Regions from separate parts of the Homo sapiens genome. Here region 2 is linked to region 1. The links are chromatin loops, found by intact Hi-C in ENCODE. Cell type or tissue: CD4-positive, alpha-beta T cell. All regions are shown on one strand. Links, peaks and the distances in the headings refer to the core of each region. The heading gives the core; the rest is flanking DNA.

Region 1 (2,899 bases), core at 273-2,772:
AAGGGTGGGTGGACTAGGGGCAGATGGAGGACGAGAACATTCTATGCCGGGTGAAAGTGCAGGTGGTAAGGGCTTGGGAGTCACAGACCCAAACAGGACTCCCGGCTCCAGCTTATCCTGGTGGTGTGAGCTTGCAAACCTCTCGTATGCAGAGTGAGAATATCATCCCCTTCCTATTGGACTGCTGTGAGAATTAGATTGGAATAAGCTACGTGAAGTGGGTGGCCAGCTCCGGGCACTGCTTGCTGGAAAGGCACTTCCCGGGCAGCTGTTCTGTGCCAGGGCCTGTGCAGACTATGCTGACTCCAGGAATCAGCCCAGCCCCTGCTCTCAAGCTGCTCTGGTTCCTGGGAAGAAACAGAGGCTCAGGGCTGAGACAGGGCAACCCGCAATTAGGCAGGGTAGGGATGCCCATGGGAAGGTGAGGGGAGGGGACAGACGCCTCCCTGAGGAAGGGCATCTCCTTCGCTTATTCCTCCACAAACCCAAGTGAACACCTGCGTATTCAGTGCCAGGCCCTGTTCTCCAAGCTGGGGAGACAGTGGTACACCTCACTGGCAAAGACCCTGCCTTCACGAAGAGTAGATTCTTACAGGAGACACTGACCTTATGTAAGCAACAAATGACGTAACTGCAGTTGCTGACATGCGCCACGAAGAAAAATAAGGCAATGTAAAGAGCCAGAAAATAACTGGGGAGGGTGTGGGCAGCGAAGGTGTCTTGGAAGAGGTGGTGTTTAAGCAAAAACCCAAATAAACAGGGGGAGGGAGCAACATAACTATCTGGGGGAAGAACGTTCCAGACAGAGAGAACAGCAGGTGCAAAAGCCCCGGAGTGGGAAGGAGCCTGGCCAGCCAAGGAGGAGCACGCTGGCCGTGTGCTACAACAGTGAGTGAGGTGACACATGGTAGGAGACAAAGCAGGCGGGGTGGCCGGGGGCCAGGCCAGCTGGGACCTCGCAGGTAAAGGAAACGTGCAAGTGTCCTCAGTGTGACGGGAAGGTCCCAGAGCTGGAGAGTGACATGATCTCACTGAGGTTTTCAGCAGATCACTCTGGCTGCTGTTTGGAGAAGCGACCGCGGGAGGGCCCGAGGGAGGCCAGGAGAGCAACTGGGAGGCTGCTGTGATTAGGCTTGGGTTTGTGGAGGAATAAGAAGGAGATGCCCTTCCTCAGGGAGGCGTCTGTCCCCTCCCCTCACCTTCCCGTGGGCATCCCTACCCTGCCTAATTGCGAGCCTCTCTTTCTTCCCAGGAGCCAGACCAGCTTGAGAGCTGGGGACGACTCATACCAGGAGGCTACGGAGGAGCGGTGAGAAATGGTCCAATTTGAGATGTTTTGAAGGTGGCATTGACAGGCCTTGCTGGGCTTTGAAGAATGAATAGGATTTTGATAAATGGGGAACCAGAAAGGTGTGCATGAAGAAAAAGGTAGGAACAGACACCGCCACGTATTACTAACCAAGAGACAGTGCAAGGAGCTGCAGGGGGGTCCGAATGATTTACGTCCAGCAGCTGCCTGGGTCCTTCACACTGTGGAGAGTGGGCCTGTGCCTCCTGTCCCCTGGCGCAGCCCCACATGGAACCACGTCAGGGCTCCCAAAGAATGGGCACACTGAGACCCACAGCATCGCCCAACTGGGCCATCACAAAGCTTCGCCAGGGAACGGGGCTAGCCCCGCCTACGGCCACTAGGTGGCGCTCCAGGCTGGTTCAGAAGCTCTGGGTTCGCCAGCGATGGCTGAAACTTTCATCCAAATAGTCACTCTGACTTTTCTTCAATCTGGTCAGTTTCTATGCTGCCGTCTCAATTTTTCTTTCATTAATCATACCATGGAGAATTTATGATCTTCATGCTGAAGATTTATGGCTCTAAAAGCCAGACCCTGGAATGAGTAAGCGGAAACCCCACTGCCGCAGGTACTCGCTGCAGGGGAGCTGCAGGGCGCCCCCACACGCTGCAGCTGGAGACACGCAGGACCCCAGAGCTCAGAGCCCGGACCCTTCTCGGGCCTGGAAAAGTTCTCAAAGCACAGCCTTCTCCTGAAGCGGTTTCCCACTGTGGGTGTACCTGCAGCGGGGGGCCCCTTCCGAGCCCTCTCTCCACTTCCCTCCTGGGATAAGTGCTGGGATGCTCAGGTACCTCTACCTAGGAAAACCTCTTAGGTCAGAAACTCCAGGACCTGGTCACCTCTCTTCAAACTGGTTCTCTGACTTCACACTCCACATCCTTTGATTTGGTCTTGCCAGACCCACCTGGGAGCCTTCTACCTCTCAGGGAACACAGCTGGTGCCCTGTCCCCAAATCTGCTTCCTTTCCCATTTCCTGTCCAAAGTCCTCCAGGCCCCCAGGAAAGATCTGCGGCCTACCCTACGGGGGCGCAGTCTGGACTGGAAGGCTTCCTCTCCAAGCCCTCAAACCTGTTCCTGCCTCCATCACAGCTCCCGCCTGGCACAACTCCACGCATGGTGCACGTCTGCCCAGTGAGGAGGCCTGTGCAGTACAGCGGGTGCCACGCACATCCCCACTGCCACGCTCCCATCCTCAAGGGGCTCCTGCCGAGATGAGCTCTCTGCTCCCATCTTCTGATGGCCCAACACTAACAGAGCCTCCCGGCAAGAAGAAAACACAAAGGTCACGCCTCGATTTTCCAGGAAGCTAAGCGGGGGGACAAGGAAGTCCCCAGTCACACTGCTGGGCTGGGACAAAACCTTGGTTTCTGGCATTTGGTGCAGAAGCCTTCACTACCTGCTCCCAGGGGACCTCCGACTGACAGGTGACAGGCACCAACACTGGGCCTTCGCCACAGGTCCCATGTCCAGATCACGGCCCCCACTGCCCTCCCTGCCCCTGGCCTCTAGTTTCCAGCCCAGCCTGCATAGAGCTGCCTGATTCTTTTCC
Region 2 (2,899 bases), core at 182-2,681, 420 kb after region 1:
CTGTTATCCCACGTTTGTGGACATGAAAAGGAAGAAGCAGGTGATTTTCAGGACAGTGAAGGAGTTGAAGGAGGTGGAGAAGCTCAAGTTGAGGAGTGAGGCAAGAGCACCCCCACTCGATGCCCAGGGCAACATCCAGCCGCCAGCGAGCTTCAAGAAGTAAGACGGTGCCTCCTCAGGGAGCCCACCCAGCCTGCCCTGCCCAGGTGACCCCTCCCTCTCTCAGGTTCCTGTTTCTAACCGGGACTCTGTCCTTCCCCGCTCTGGCCATCTGAAAACCAAACTCTTTTCTGAGTGTAGCTGGAAGGACGAGGTGGAGACAAGGGAGGAACAGCGAGTGGAGGCAGGGAGTTTCACTAAAATCTGGGGGACAGCTATGCAGGTGACACCTGGTAGGCACTGGGGACACAGAGAAGTGTGACTCAGTGCCTGCCCTCAAGGAGCTTTGCAAAGATAGCTATCAAAAAAAGGCTACACATGCAAAGGGCCCAGAGTGCGAGACAGGGGGTGTTGTAAGGAAGTCAGTTATTAATGTAAAGAACTGGAGTGAAAGCTGTAGCCCGAAGGCCTGGAGTACAGTTCCAACCCCATCACCATGGTGAGGTGCCCAGCTTCTCCAGCCTCAGCTCCCTCACCGATGAAGGGGGGAGCCTCAGGTACCGACCTCACTGTGGGAGGATAAATTGAGCTAGTGAATATGTGGAAGAACTGAACAAAAGTTAGATGTTATGGCAGGGCGTGGTGGCTCACGCCTGTAATCCCAGAACTTTAGGAGGCCGAGGCGGCCGGATCACCTGAGGTAGGGAGTTCCAGACCAGCCTGACCAACATGGAGAAAGCCCATCTCTACTAAAAATACAAAATTAGCCGGGTGTGGTGATGGGTGCCTGCAATCCCAGCTACTCAGGAGACTGAGGCAGGAGAATCACTTGAACCTGGGAGGCGGAGGTTGCAGTGAGCCAAGATGGTGCCATTGCACTCCAGCCGGGGCAACAAGAGAGAAACTCCATCTCTAAATAAATAAATTAATTAAATAAAAGTTAGATGTCGTTACAGAAATTCAGGAGAGAAGGGGTGCAGCGACCTGGAGTGTCCCCGCCACAGGAAGGCCTCATGGGGAAGTCAGGGTTCAGGCTGGAAGGGTGGAAAGCCAGCAGACAGCTAAAAGCAGTGGCTGAGCCCCTCCAGGCAGGGCTGAGAAGTCGGGAGCGGAGCCAGGAACGTTGAGAGGAGCCGCTGTGAACCCCGCAGCTCCCCCTCCCGGCCACCCTGGGAACTCACGGATGCTTCCCAACTGTGTCCAGCCCAGGCACTACGCATGCAAGAGTAACAAGAAAGGGGGAAGGCAATGAAAAGGAATGTCTCAAATTCCAATCCCAAGGGCAGGACCAAAGCACTGGGGAGTTGGAGTGGCTGTGAAGATTTTTAATCTGAAAAAAAAACAAAAACAAAAACAAAAACAACAACAACAACAAAAAAAACAGGCCGGGCCTGGTGGCTCACGCCTGTAATCCCAGCACTTTGGGAGGCCAAGGCAGGCAGATCGCCTGAGGTCAGGAGTTCGAGACCAGCCTGGCCAACATGGTGAAACCCCGTCTCTACTAAAAATACAAAAATTAGCTGGGCGTGGTGGCAGGCGCCTGTAATCCCAGCTACTCAGGAGGCTGAGGCAGGGGAATCACTTGAACCCGGGAGGTGGAGGTTGCAGTGAGCCAACACGCCACTGCACTCCAGCCTGGGTGACAAGAGCGAGACTTTGTTTAAAAAAAAAAACAAAAAACCAAAGGTTGGTGACTTTGAGAGATCAGTCTCCTTTGTGGGGACCCAGGCTTCTCCCTGCTTCCCTGCTACCCTTGCCCTGAAGATTGCCAGTTGCTGATAGGTGCTGACCCTGGCAAAGGGGAGAAAGACTTAGAGTACTCCAGAGAGACTCACAGTGGCATGACAGTGCCAGGTGGTGTTCTGCCAAACACTTCTCTGTATTATTTAATCCCCCAGGACCTTCTGAGTAGAAACTATCATTAACCCCGTTTTTTTTTGTTGTTTCTTTTTTTTTGAGGCAGAGTCTTCCTCTGTTGCCCATGCTAGAGTGCAGTGGTGTGATCTTGGCTCACTGCAACCTCCGCCTCCTGGGTTCAAACCATTCTCCCTGCCTCAGCCTCCTGAGTAGCTGGGATTACAGGCTCCCGTCACCATGCCTGGCTAATTTTTGTACTTTTTAGTAGAGACGGGGTTTCTCCATGTTGGCCAGGCTAGTCTTGAACTCCCGACCTCAGGCCCAACTCGGCCTCCCAAAGTGCTGGGATTACAGGCGTGAGCCACCGTGCCCGGCCTCATTAACCCCATTTTACAGGTGGGCTATCTGAGCTGGACAGGTCAAGTATCTTGCCTAGCCGAGTATGATGGTTCATGCCTGTAATCCCAACACTTTGGGAGGCCGAAGTGGGAGGATCGCTTGAGGCCAGTTCAAGACCAGCCTGGGGCACCATATGAGACCCCGTCTCCACAAAAATATCAAAAAATTAGCCAGGCATGGTGGCACATGCCCATAATCCCAGCTACATGGGAGGCTGAAGTGGGAGGACTGTCTGAGCCCAGGAGGTCGAGGCTGCAGTTAGCCATCACTGTGCCACTGCACTCCAGGCTGGGCAACGTGGTGAGACCCTAGCTCAAAAGAAAAAAAAAACAGTTCCCACAGCAGGTGGTTAAGGTGGTTAGAGGGTCAAATGGCACAGGGCCTAGCATACATACAGAAGGGGCTCAATAGATTGTATCATTATTAGTATGGTATCTCCATGACAGTAGGATCCTTGTCTCACATGTTTACTGCTGTAGGCCCAGGCCCTGGAACCAGGAATGAAGGAATGTGTCTCAGACAAGGAATTAGGTCCCCAGAGAAG

What was found. Hi-C counts contacts between places; a loop is a spot of excess contacts. Peaks named below come from ENCODE experiments on the same cell type or tissue, not always from the same donor. Only the 100,000 strongest peaks of a DNase experiment are listed, where the experiment ranks them.
Region 2: a loop joins it to region 1, with 3 times the contacts of the local background. A loop is called at or near these places in 3 of 110 quality-filtered maps.

Annotation. Positions count from the first base shown.
Region 1 is chr12:3,274,420-3,277,318 of GRCh38, reverse strand. The region is part of intron 3 of TSPAN9 (tetraspanin 9); the gene reads right to left. Among named protein-coding and RNA genes, the nearest start is that of LINC02827, 24 kb to the left of the region's middle. In CD4-positive, alpha-beta T cell, for the core only: CTCF peaks have their summits at 1,492 and 1,697 (motif pointing right); a DNase peak (open chromatin) is centred at 1,688.
Region 2 is chr12:2,852,156-2,855,054 of GRCh38, reverse strand. TEX52 (testis expressed 52) reads left to right here. Exons shown (of 3, transcript NM_001365174.2): 2 at 1-159. It also overlaps a transcript of ITFG2 not described here. Among named protein-coding and RNA genes, the nearest start is that of TEX52, 3.4 kb to the left of the region's middle. In CD4-positive, alpha-beta T cell, for the core only: CTCF peaks have their summits at 1,021 and 1,221 (motif pointing left); a DNase peak (open chromatin) is centred at 1,244.